Regions from separate parts of the Homo sapiens genome. Here region 1 is linked to region 2. The links are chromatin contacts, found by Hi-C or POLR2A ChIA-PET in ENCODE. All regions are on one chromosome and are shown on one strand. The core of a region is the stretch at or near the end of the contact, and the rest is flanking DNA. Distances in the headings are between cores, read along the strand shown.

What was found. Hi-C counts contacts between places; a loop is a spot of excess contacts on that map. ChIA-PET counts read pairs that join two places held with the same protein, here RNA polymerase II (POLR2A). Pooled maps may share reads with other maps.
Region 1: a map of Caco-2 shows a loop between it and region 2 (24-fold over the local background). The contact joins the promoter of ELF4 here to the promoter of ZNF280C in region 2. A Hi-C loop is called at or near these places in 2 of 168 maps with a recorded cell type or tissue (Caco-2 and naive thymus-derived CD4-positive, alpha-beta T cell), 4 of 37 single-sample maps with no recorded cell type and 7 of 50 pooled maps. POLR2A ChIA-PET finds 5 or more read pairs at or near these places in 1 of 52 experiments (activated CD4-positive, alpha-beta T cell).

The regions. Positions count from the first base shown.
Region 1 is chrX:130,105,980-130,112,157 of GRCh38, reverse strand. It overlaps ELF4 (E74 like ETS transcription factor 4), which reads left to right and starts at 1,661. Exons shown (of 9, transcript NM_001421.4): 1 at 1,661-1,833. It also overlaps a transcript of RAB33A not described here. RefSeq lists silencers at 930-1,049, 1,120-1,169, 1,180-1,229, 1,480-1,629, 1,710-1,779.
Region 2 is chrX:130,265,720-130,272,023 of GRCh38, reverse strand. ZNF280C (zinc finger protein 280C) reads left to right here and starts at 3,125. Exons shown (of 19, transcript NM_017666.5): 1 at 3,125-3,262. RefSeq lists a silencer at 3,345-3,424.

The sequences.
Region 1 (6,178 bases), core at 412-2,911, 160 kb after region 2:
CTTTCCTTGGGAACTTGTAATCTGCAGCTGCCTTTGTGGCCATCATCCACCACCACTCCTGTCCCCCAGTCCTGCGCCTGAGATGATCCTTTCCCAAGGCAGGAGAAGCAGGCCGATGCTGGAGGCTGAGTAGGTCCTTCAACCTCAAGCCCTTTAGAAGGCCCCATCCCCTGGGGCTCCTTCAGTCTTGATGCTTTCTGCCAAGGCTTAGGCCTTGCTGCCCCCACCCCCAAAAAGGCCACGTGGAACTATACAGAGTAACAATTCCCAGCGCACTCTCTCCAGAGCCTCCTATCAGCAGACCCACGTAGGCGGCGGTATTGATGTTGAGGCAGGTCAGAGAGGGCAAAGGGGAGATAGAAGGGGAGCGTGCCTGAGTGGCTTTCAAGTGGGCGCGTGGAGCAGAGCAGCCTGGCTTTGGACAGGGGAAGAAAGGTAGGCATGGGCTTTCTTCCAGCACCCGAACTCTGGCTCTCTTTGCACTTGCTGGGCCAGCCCCTCTCCCCCTAGCCCTTCCCCTGACTCATATCTTGCCAGCGTCCCCCACCCCAACTTCCCGCAGGAGTCCTAGACTCGACTTCCCTAAGAAGTCGCCGAAACTCTCCAGTCACCCCAGGTGTTACGCCCAGGATTCTGCGGAGTCGGGCATATGGTTCCAAAATTGTATCCTCTGGGCATCTCGCGGCCTCACCCGCCGCACGGCCCGCCCTCCCGCTGGGGCCTGCACACCCCAGGAGCTCAATAATGTGGAGCGCAGGGCTTGGCCCAAAGGCGTCAAGCAAGTCTCCACTTGCACGGGCCGAGGGGGCTGGACGAAACCTTCCCGAGTCCGCGGGGAAGGGATTTCTCTGCGGGGCGTTGTATGGGGGCTTCGCACCGGGAAGGGCGCGGAACGAGCAGAGAGCTCGGAGTCTCGCTGGCTAGAAGCAGAGTGGGGAGCGCCCGCCCGGGCCGCGGCGCACGACGCGGGCTCTGCGGGCGCCCTGCCTCGTGGTCCCCCGGGCGCGAGCGAGCCGCGAGGGGAATGAGAGGCCGCGCGGGCCCCTGGCACGGCTCCCCATGCCGTGCTGGCGACCGCGGCGGGCGGGCCGGGGCGGACGGGCGCTGTTTCCACCGAGATGCCTCGTCCCTCCCTCGTTCCCTCCCCCACCCCGCCCGCCCGCAGTCCCTCCCGTCGGTCCCTCCCTCCGGCTCTTCCCTCCCTCCCGCCCTGCCTCCTTCGCGCCCGCCCCATCCGCCGCCTGCGGGGACGTGTGTGTCTCTACTGCATTTCCCCTTTCGCTCGCTCGTTTCGGTGCATGTCTGCGCCGGTTCGCGCCCCCTCCCCGGGCGCCCCTGCCGCCCCGTGTCTTGGCCCGGCCCTCCCCGGCGTCCGCCCCGCTCCCCGCGCGCTCCACCCCGCCCCCCGCCCCGTTTTATCAGGGGCGCCGCCGTCTCACCTGGTATTTGCATCTCTCCCTCCAACTTGCCATTGGCGGCGCGAAGTGTGGGAGAGCCCTGCGCCTCGCCCGCCCGGACCAGCCTGCCCCGGCGCCGAGGTGAGTCACGGGCGCGGGGTGGCGGGGGCAGGCGGGCGGGGAAGAAGGGCGGGCGGGGAGGAGGGCGGGGGACGGCGGCCCCGGCGGCCGCGGGGACCGACCGGGCGCCGCGCTCAACTTCCACTTCTCCTTTCGCCGGCGCCGAGTTCCTGGCGCCGCTCGCCCGGCCCGGCTTCCGAGGGGAGAGGACGGGCTGGCGGGGCTGGGGACCCGCGTCTCGGCCCCCGGAGCGGGGACCACGGAGACAGACCCCGGCCCGGCGACCGAGCTGGGCCCGTGAGCCACTCGGCCTCAGGTACGTCGATGGCGCCGGTTCTTCGAGCCTTGGGGGACGTGGAAAAGTTTGCTTGAGGGCGGAATCGAGAGCGCCGGGGCCCCGGCGTGGGGCTGGGGGCCCAGGGAAGGGCGGGAGAGTCGCGGAGTGTCGCGAGCCGCCCTGGAGTCGCCCCGCCGCGCGTGTGATGGAGAACCCGGGCTCCCGATCCCGGGATGGAAGTGGAATGGATTCCCCGAGTCGGGGAGTCGGGGTAGGGGCCCCTGTTTTCCCTCGCCCCCGGCAGCCTGGGTTCCGTGACGGGGCCGATCATGACAGCGGGCCCCCAGAAGCTGGGCGCCCGAGGGCAGAGGAGGTGGGGCGGACCGCGGCGGAGCTGCTAGATGGATCCGACTGCCCCCGGGGCTTCTGGGGCCAGGGCTTTAGGGTCACACGCACACACGCGCACGCAGACCTATGATGTGGAGAACTGGATCGCCAAAATAGAGACCTCTTGGCAGGGGCCGGAGTTTCCGTGTGAGCCAGCCGCCAGCCTTCCCGCTCCCGCGTTCCCGCTCTCCCCGACTCTCCCGCCTCCGGGTTCCCTCCTGGGCCGCCGCCTAGGGGATTCAGCAGCCGCACCGTGCGGGGTCCCCTCACGCCAGCGCCTTGCTTTGGAGGCTTGAGGGACTGCTGAGGCGGTGACCGCTTTATGAATTCCTGGCTCCTCCACCGCACCCTAACCCTGACTCCCTTTTCTCACCACCGTATGCCTGCACATCACCTTCCTGACCAGAGTCACCTCCTGACCCCTTGGCACCTCGGCTCAGCGAGGTCCTCCTGGGCCGCCCCCGCCCCGCACCATACCCCAGCTGAGGGATTTGATGGCCATTTGATTCCTGCCCCTCATCCCTCGGCCTGTGATAGAGGCCTGTCTGGTCCTGCAGCCTCTTCTGGTTAATGTTTGACAGTTCATTGTGGCTAATTATTTTAATTAGCTCTTAAAGTGGGAAAGAACAGTTAACCTTGGACTTCTCGATTTTGGCCTGGTGGGGCCTCAAATGGGAGGAGTGCTGGGGAGGTGGGGAGGTAGGAGCGGAAGTGAGGTCACCACCCCAGGGCCTGAACCACCACTGCTCAGCCCCAACAGCTGGTGGGCACGCCCATTGGGGACTCACCCCCTGCCAGCTGACCCCTGGCCCGAGTGCCAGGTTGGAGGTGGGTGAAGGGAACAGTTCTAGCTCTTCCCTTTGGGGAGACTTTGGCACTGAAAATGCCCGGGGAACACATATGCCCAGCAAGAATGCCAGTCCTTCCTTGCAGTTAGTTACACTGGGTTTTCCTGGTTATAAAGTGCTTTCTCAACCATTAATTCAGATTCAGTGCATCCAGTACAGGAGCAGCGTAGGGGGAGCTCTCTGGAGTTCAGTGAAGATTATCAGGGAGGACTTCCTATCCCAGCCAGCTGGTGTGAGGAAGAGGCTACCTTGCATCTGGTTGTTTTTGGGGCTGGATTCAGAGCCTGGGATCTCTTGTTGGGGGCAGGGGTGGGGGGGACCATGAAGCAGGCTCCATGCTACCACCCTCACCCAGCCTCTTGCTGTGAGCCGAAGGAGTGGCTTGTTTGCAACTATGTCTGGCATTCCTCCCTGTGCTGCACTGTTTGCTCGGTGGTTGCTCAGGAACTGGCGCCCACCCCTGGACAACCTAGGGGCCCAAAATTCACTCTCCCTCACCTAGTGCTAAGTGGTGACACAGTGGCTTCTGTCTTCTCTGGCATATATTGGGATCTAAAATAGAGGGTGCTGTGGTCTGTCTCTAGGGGCCTGAGTGATAGCATGTCCAAAATGCCCCTCATCTTGCAAAAATCAGGCCCTGTGCCGCACAGACCCAGCTAGACACAGGCTGAGGAGTTTGCTTTCCTGGGGAAACCTCTGCTCTTCTGCTCTTAAGCTTGGCCTTCTTCCTTTCCACATCCCCTACCCCCGCAATGTAATTTTACATCCAGTTTTTGTTTTTGCGTTTAGAGTGTTGTTTTTTTTTTGGTTTTTGTTTTTTAATTCAGGGTCTCACTTTGTCACCCAGGCTGGAGTGCAGTGGCACAGTCACAGCTCACTGTAATCTTGAACTCCTTACCTCCAGTTCTTTTTTTTTTTTTGAGATGGAGTTTCACTCTTGTTGCCCAGGCTGGAGTGCAATGGCACGATCTTGGCTCGCCGCAACCTCCGCCTCCCAGGTTCAAGTGATTCTCCTGCCTCAGCCTCCCGAGTAGCTGGGATTACAGGCATGTACCACCACGCCCGGCTAATTTTGTATTTTTGGTAGAGACGGGGTTTCTCCGTGTTGGTCAGGCTGGCCTCGAACTCCTGACCTCAGGTGATCCACCCGCCTCCGCCTCCCAAAGTGCTGGATTATAGGCGTGAGCCACTGTGCCCAGCTACCTCCAGTTCTTAAAGCCTGGCTGTCTAGGTTGAAATCCCAGCATTGTTATTTACTAGCTATGTGATCCCAGTCAATTGTATGCCCCAGTTTCCTTATCTGTCACATGAGACCACTTTATAACACTTTGGTGAGGATCAAATACATGAATGAATACATATAAGATGCTTATTAGAACAGCACATGGCACACAGTAAGTGCTAGCTGCCCTTACGATATTGCCTAATGCAGCGCCTAAAACTCAGATTCAATTCAGCAAACACTTGCTCAGAGCCGGTCCTAGTACCAGACCCCAATGAAGTGGCAGTGAGGAAAACATGGATGTGAGGAAGACACCACCTGCCTTCCGGGATTGTGTGTACCTTTTCGTGTGGGCTGGAGTCAGAGCAGGTGTACAGGAAGGGGTCAGGGAGAGGGGATATGTCATCTATATAAATAATTGTAATTGGAAGCCAGGATCAAATTCCTGAGCCAGTGTGGGGGATCAAGCACCCTAGACTTGGGGGCTTCTCTTTGCCTGAAGACCCTGGCCAGATTCTGGTCTAGATGCACCTCCCACCCTCCCCACACACAGAGTCTTGCCCTAGGATTTGGGTGAATGAGAGGGAAAGGAACACTGGTTTTCTTTTCTTTTCTTTTCTTTTCTTTTTGAGATGGAGTCTTGCTCTGTCGCCCAGGCTGGAGTGCAGTGGCCCAATCTCGGTTCACTGCAAGCTCTGCCTCCCAGGCCCAAGCATTTCTCCCTGCCTTAGCCTTCTGAATAGCTAGGATTACAGGTGCCCACAACCTTCCCCAGCTAATTTTTGTATATTTTAGTAGAGACGGGGTTTCACCATGTTGGCCAGGCTGGTCTTGAACTATTGACCTCAGGTGATCCGCCCGTCTTGGCCTCCCAAAGTGCTGTGATTACAGGCGTGAGCCATTGCTCCTGGCTGGGACACTGGTTTCTGCATGAGCTACAGGTGGCAATCTTGCAGGATGTCATTTGTTGGGTTCCAGGGCAGGATGGCATTTCTTAGGGACACCCCCCAAACATCCCTATAGCCCCCTGCAGTGGAAGGGGTCATGTCTGCCATGCCCCCTGTCTCCCCAGGATCTCCCACCGAGCTGGGAAAGGCCCTGGGCAGCCTTCTGTCCTCAGGGTAGGGCCTGACCCCAACCCGGGCTTGGCATCTCTCCTGGATTTCTAAGCTGCAAAGAGGTTTCTGGCTTCTCTTCCAATTTATTCTTTTTGTGGTTCTCAGACTGAAAACTACTTCTGCAGGGGAGAAAGGAAACTCCTGCAAGGCACCCAGAATCCCATAGGCGCTTTCCTAGGGGTCAGGGGCTTTTCTCATCAACACCAACCTGCCTGCAAATCTCTGGCCGCTGAGCCTCGTGTGTCCTGTAATAGCAGCCACACTGCTAATGCCCTGTAGCTCGGGCCCCAGTGCTGGTTGCCAAGAAACTGCTGGTCGGGGTGCTTATGAGGGTTCTGACCTCATAGGGGCTGCTGAGTTTCAATTCAACAGACATTTATTAATACCTACTGTGTGCCCAACCGATGCTAGGCGCCGTGGGGGAGATGAGAGAAGGAGGCGCTGGGGAAGAGATGACTAAGACACTGAAACAATCAGAGGCGAGGACAAGCAGCCGGGCCAGTGGCTGGTCAGGTGCTAATTGTGCTTGTTGGAGCAGAGGCCAGCACGGCTGGGACTGGAGGTCAGCAGCAGCTGGAGGAGGGAGGGAAGGCTTTGTGAGGGATGCGGGCCTAGGCTAGACCTTGAAGGGGGGAGAGGGGGAAGCAAGGGGGAGATTTGGCTCAGCAGAAAAGGAAGAAAAGACGCCTTTCTCTCTATTCCCTGGCCACGAACTGACCTTCGAAGCCTGGATGATTGTTTGGCAAATGTGTGTCACATAAAAGACCAGGTCAGCTAGTGTGGGTGGCTCAGTGCAAACCCCTGTCTCC
Region 2 (6,304 bases), core at 1,876-4,375:
AAGGTTGAGGCGGGTGGATCACTTGAGGTCAGGAGTTCAAGACCAGCCTGGCCAACATGATGAAGCCCCAACTCTACTAAAAATACAAAAATTAGCTTGGCATGGTTGCAGGACCCTGTAATCTCAGCAACTCAGGAGGCTGAGGCAGGAGAATTGCTTGAACCTGGGAGGTGGAGGTTGCCGTGACTGGAAATCGCCCCACTGCACTCCAGCCTAAGAGCCAGAGCCAGAGGCCATCTGGAAAGGAAGGAAGGAAGGAAGGAAGGAAGGAAGGGAGGGAGGGAGGGAGGGAGGGAGGGAGGGAGGGAGGGAGAAAGAGAGAAAAGAACGAATTGATATGTGCTACAACATGGATGAACCTACTTCAGAAACATTATAGTGAATGAAAGAAGCTAGACATGAAAAACTACATACTGTATGATTACATTTATATGTGATATCCAGAATAGGCAAATCCATAGATAAAAAACGTTAATTAATGATTGGTGAGAGGATACAAATAGGAGGAAATTAGGAGTGGCTACTAATAGGTTTGCAGGTTTTTTGGTGGGAGGTAATGAAAATGTTCTGGAATTAGATAGCAGTGATGGTTGCACAATACTGTAAATATATATAAGAAATCACTCTATTGTACACTTCAAAATGGTAGATTTTTTTCATGTAAATTTGTCTCAATTTTTAAAATTGTCAGAAAAACCTATACAGGAGTAAGCCCTCATTTACTGGAAGTGCTGAAAAATAAAAAAGAACGTACGGCCAGCCAGTCAAGAGAACCAATATAGAGTGGTTTTCTAGAAGCCTGGGGAAGAGTTTTAAGAACAGTTAAAAATCACCCAAACAATTTCCCATGTGTTAATTCCATTCTCACCAGACATCCTTTTAATTATTGTTATTATTTAGTTTCTCAAATTTTCATCTTGATAGAAAATTTGCTGACCAGAGTCTGCAAACAGTCAACTGACCAGAGCCCGCTGGTCTTCTTGGCTGTATTTTTCACGAAAAAAAGAATAAGTTAGATTGAAATTTGGGTGTATAAGTGTTTTCTGGTCATCCTGCTGAGGCAGTTTGACCATTCCTCCTCGTAATTTTAGGTTGGATGTGGACACTCGTGACACTAGATATGACAAGAGAATTTGAGAGAAATTTTATTACCCTGGGGACTAGTGGGGGTAAGTGAGGGAGGGCTGGGTGCTGCAAACAGGTCTGGGCTGGTTTCAGAGGCAGAGGAAGTTGGATGGGCCTTTATAGCATCTAGGAAGTGGGGCTGGTGAAAATGCCGCACAGGCTGTAGATTTGCAAGTTTTAAATTTCTCAACTGCACCAATTTTTGTTGCCAGTTTTAAATTTCCCACCAATGCCAAAGAAGGAGGCAGGCTGGAGAATCACAAGTTTTAAATTTCCCACTACAGCCAAAAGCAGAGTCATGCGGCTGTAGATTTGCTAGTTTTAAATTTCCTGCTGGCATCAAAGGAAAAGGTGCCCGGACTTTCTTATCACCCTGACCGGAAGCAGGGACCAACTATGCATGCTCCAAGATTTTGGGACTTTTCACTGTTTTATTTTGATTATTCTCTGTCTTTTCCTGTAAAGCTTATTTTCAGGGTCAGAAGCAAATAGCTGTATAAATAAGAAAGAAAAAACTAGCTCAAATAAAAAAAATGGTAGGATTCAGTGACAGGATTTACGTGTGTGTTATGTAAGCCACACGATATTTTCAGTCTGGGCAACTCTTAAGAGATGAATTGGGCCAGGCGTGGTGGCTCACGCTTGTAATCCCAGCACTTTGGGAGGCCGAGGCAGGCAGATCACCTGAGGTGGGGAGTTCGAGACCAGCCTGACCAACATGGAGAAACCCCGTCTCTACTAAAAATACAAAATTAGTCGGGTGTGGTGGCGCATGCCTGTAATCCCAGCTACTCGGGAGGCTGAGGCAGGAGAGTCACTTGAACCCGGGAAGCGGAGGTTGCGGTGAGCCAAGATCACGCCATTGGACTCCTGCCTGGGCAACAAGAGCGAAACTCCGTCTCAAAAAAGAAAAAGAGAGATGAACCAGTACTGCTATAAACCTTGTGGAGAAATTTGGGAGAAGAAACTTTTACAGTTCAAAGCACAATGTCTAGAAAATGTTTCTGTAAGCAGTATTTTGGCAAGTGTTTTTCTTGTAAATGTATTTACAAGTTCCAGTGATTCTCCCGCCTCAGCCTCCCAAGTAGCTGGGATTACAGGCATGTGCCACCACACCCTGCTAATTTTGTATTTTTAGTAAAGATGGGGTTTCACTATGTTGGTCAGGCTGACTGGGGTTCAGAGAAGGAGGAGGAGAAAGGCGAGGAGGAAAGGGAAGTGGTCTCAAACTCCTCACCCCAGGTGATCCACCCACCTCAGCCTCCCAAAGTGCTGGAATTAGAAGTGTGAGCCACCGCGGCCAGCCCACGGACGGACGGCTGGTACTTACATGTGCACAAGTGCAGCTACTTTACTTACCGTCGAAGGCAGCGGAGGAAGTGTAATTGACTAGCGTGGATGCAGCTTTTCTAAGCAAACGCTCGATTTAACCTGGAGTTGTCATCCCACAAAATACATTGTACCTGACTACAGAGAAACATGAATTCTGGGTCTTCCTTGTGTGTAAGAGTAAATGTATTTTTCCTTAGCATTTTTTGTACCTACTATAGGCATCCATATGGCAATTAGAAGTAACAGAGAGACAAGCAAAACCATATGTTTAAAACAAAAGGTAAAAATAACTAGTATTTTGAGACGTGTTTCAAGTACAGTATTTCCAGAAAACAATATATTTATATTTTTAACTCGTGTCTTTAGCCCTCACACACAAGGAAGACCCAGAATTCATGTTTCTCTGTAGTCAGGTACAATGTATTTTTTGGGATGACAACTCCAGGTTAAATCGAGCGTTTGCTTAGAAAAGCTGCATCCACGCTAGTCAATTACACTTCCTCCGCTGCCTTCGACGGTAAGTAAAGTAGCTGCACATGTGCACATGTAAGTACCAGCCGTCCGTCCGTGGGCGGTTAAAAGGCCCCGGATGTTCAGGGGGTGGAGTCGGCGTCTACCCATGAGGCAGCGCGTGCAGTTATATACTTCTGCCCCCGGCTGAGACGCCGGTTCCGCGCTGGAAGTCTCCGGGGGAGTCGCTGTTGCTGAGGCTGTCGCCTGAGGTTTTTCGCGCTCCTCCCTTTCCTCCTCCTCTTTCTCCTCCTCCTTATCCGAACCCCAGTCAGACCGATCTGCTCTGCTCTCGGTAAGCGGCCCCCGCCCCCGCCTGTGCCGCGCGGAAGGAGGCAGCAGCTCTCCCGCGCGGCCGAGGCAGCCTTCCCCAGAGGGCGGTTCTGAGGGCGGCTGGCTGAGGGTCTCTATGCCGGTGCGGATCGACGGGGGTGCGGGGGAGGGGACAGGCTTGGCGGCGTGGTAGCTGGTGGGCCACCATCTTGCGCCGGGCCCTGAAGGGGGAGGGTTTTCTGGAGGTAGAGCCTGGCGGCCCGCGGCGGGCAGTGGTTTCGCGGGCCGCGGCAGCTGCGGCAGCCTTCTCACCTCCTGAGTCCTGTCGGTCTGTTTCCAACCCGGTTTGGGCTTTTCATTCTGGAGGCAACTCCCTTTCGTCTTTTGTACGGTTGATACTGATGTTTGACGGAGACCCGCCCACCCTCAAGTCTCTTCAATCAAACGAAAAGAGACTTGAGGGGATTCCGAACTTTCAGGCATCAGAGACCCTGTGACCCCTTCTTTCTGCGCAGGTTCCCCCCACACAGGACCGGTCATTCCATGCCCACAACCTTGTTCTGGCCAAAGGGACTTCCCTTCTCTGTCACAGAAATCGTGCTCTATTCCGTTATTGTCTAGAGGATAAGAGCCCTGAGGAGAAACGTGGAGTTAAATACACTATATTCTAACTAGGAGGTTTGCAGGTTTTACTTAAAGAGATGGAAAAAATTATGCTGAGGTATACTCCTGCTCTAGAGATGGAGGGAGTTCCTTTCAACTTCTCTCAGGTTTTAATGCTTTTTTAAGGAGAAATTCGAGAGGAAATTGTCAAGTGAACCAGCTTCTGCAAGCACGGGAGACCTTCATCCAGGGGATTCTCTTTGTTTGGAAAGATTTGTTAGTTTTGTGGAGTTTTTTAAATCTGCGACCTTAAATTTTTTTTACTATTGTTTTCAGGTTTGGACTATGAGTTGTAATGTCTTTTAGTGCCCCTAAACATAAAATAGAAACCTAGAAGTAGAGTTTTAAACTGCAAAAGTCTCCTCTTAGTATTTGTGAGGTGTCCTGGTTTGGGGGTTACTGTGCAAACTTAATCTCCTTACGCAGAAACTTCACTGAGCCTACAAAGGCACTGATTTGCTTGTAAAATTAGGGCTGTGTACCTTTGATGTTTCTACAGCAGTACAGATTCCATTATAATCGTATCTTGCATTTGTATATTTCATTGGTAGCACCCCTTTTGAGATGGGCTGTAGGGTGTCGTTAGAACTGTTTGAAGATGAGGAAACAGCCTCAAGGACAGAACTTTACCGAGGTCATGTGCCTAGGAAGTGATGGAACCAATTCTTAAACCTAGGCTTTCTGACCCTCATCCAATGTTCAATTTGGTATATTATGTCTCACTTTTTGTGAGAGTGAGGTGGTCACGGAGAATAAGCAAGGAGGCTCACTTAAAAGTTTTAAGAAGTATTATTCAATTCCTTTTTCCTTTATATTTTTATTTTTAAGGCTTCATTTTTTTTCGACTTTTTCATACTTTAATATTATTTCTAAGCATGTTGAAGAGTTGAAGAATATCCTATTGAAAAAGTTCTTAGGTTGAATAACTCCAAATCTCAGCTACTTGGTTTTCAGTGAGTTTGTCTTAAGTAGTGATTCAAAAAGATTTGATTTCCTCAGTAATTTTTTTTTTTTTTTTTTGAGACGGAGTCTCGCAATGTCGCCCGGGCTGGAGTGCAGTGGCGCGATCTCAGCTCACTGCAACCTCTGCCTCCCGGGTTCAACCGATTCTGCTACCTCAGCCTCCTAAGCAGCTGGGGTTACAGGCCCTTGCCACCACGCCCGGCTAATTTTTGTAATTTTAGTAGAGATGGGGTTTCACTATGTTGGCCAGGCTGGTCTGGAACGCCTGACCTCGTGATCCACCCACCTCGGCCTCCCAAAGTGCTGGGATTACAGGAGTGAGCCTCCATGCCCAGCCTTCCTCAGTAATTTGAATCAAATATATACGTCTAGACTTTTTTTCCCAGTGCTCTGTACATTCAGAGAAACATCACTAGTAATGAACTGTAGAAATGACTCCTGAAAGTAGAGTATTCGTCTAGACTTTATTCATTTGCTGCAAAGTAGTTTTCTTTTAAGGAGTTTTTTTTTTCATTTTTTTGTTTCCTTTTTAACTTTTTATTGGCAAATGATAATTGTGCGTATTTATGGGGTACAATGTGATGTTTTGATATGTATACATTATTGAAAGAGGCTAACATAGCCATCACCTTACCAATTTATCATTTTGTTATGAGAATGTTAGAAATTATTTTAGCAATTTTGAAATATACAATACATTATTAGTATTAGCTGTGGTCACCTTGTAGTGCAATAGATAACTAAAACTTATTCCTCCCATCTAATTAAACTTCGTACTCTTGGATCAACATCTTTTCCCCATCTGTCCCACCCCTGAACTCCCAAGTCTCTGGTAACCATCTTTCTACTCTCTGTTTCTATGAGATAAAGTTGTTTAGATTCCACATGTGAGATCATACAGCATTTTTCCCCAGAGAATAAGAGAATCCAGCTGCTTTTTATTAAGATAAATATTAAAGACATTTGCAAAAATGTAAATCAATATTACTTTTCTCATTAAATTTGTTTTTTAAAAGTTATTCTCATTAAAAGTATTTTTATTAACTTGTAATGGGCTTATAAATATTTTAAATAAAAACATTTGAAATCTGTCTCAGTTTCAATTTCTAATATGGGAAATATCAACACATATTGTCCATATAAACATAAAGCTCATTGGGGTTCTCATTAAGTTTTAAGTGAAAAGAAATCCTGGGATAAAAGAGTTTGAGAACTACTGATGTGATGCAGTTTATTTATGATATGATTTTAATTGAGCTCTTCATGTGAACTAGATTTGTTTTCTTTAAGTGCTTGTATTCATCAACTTAACGGTATGACTTCAGGTAAGGAAGGAGAAGTTGAGAAAAATAGTGCAAAGTACTGTTGAGGAATATTTCACTTGCTTTATTTAATGTTCACAGTAGTGCTGCAAGGAAGGTATTACTGTTTTCGTTTT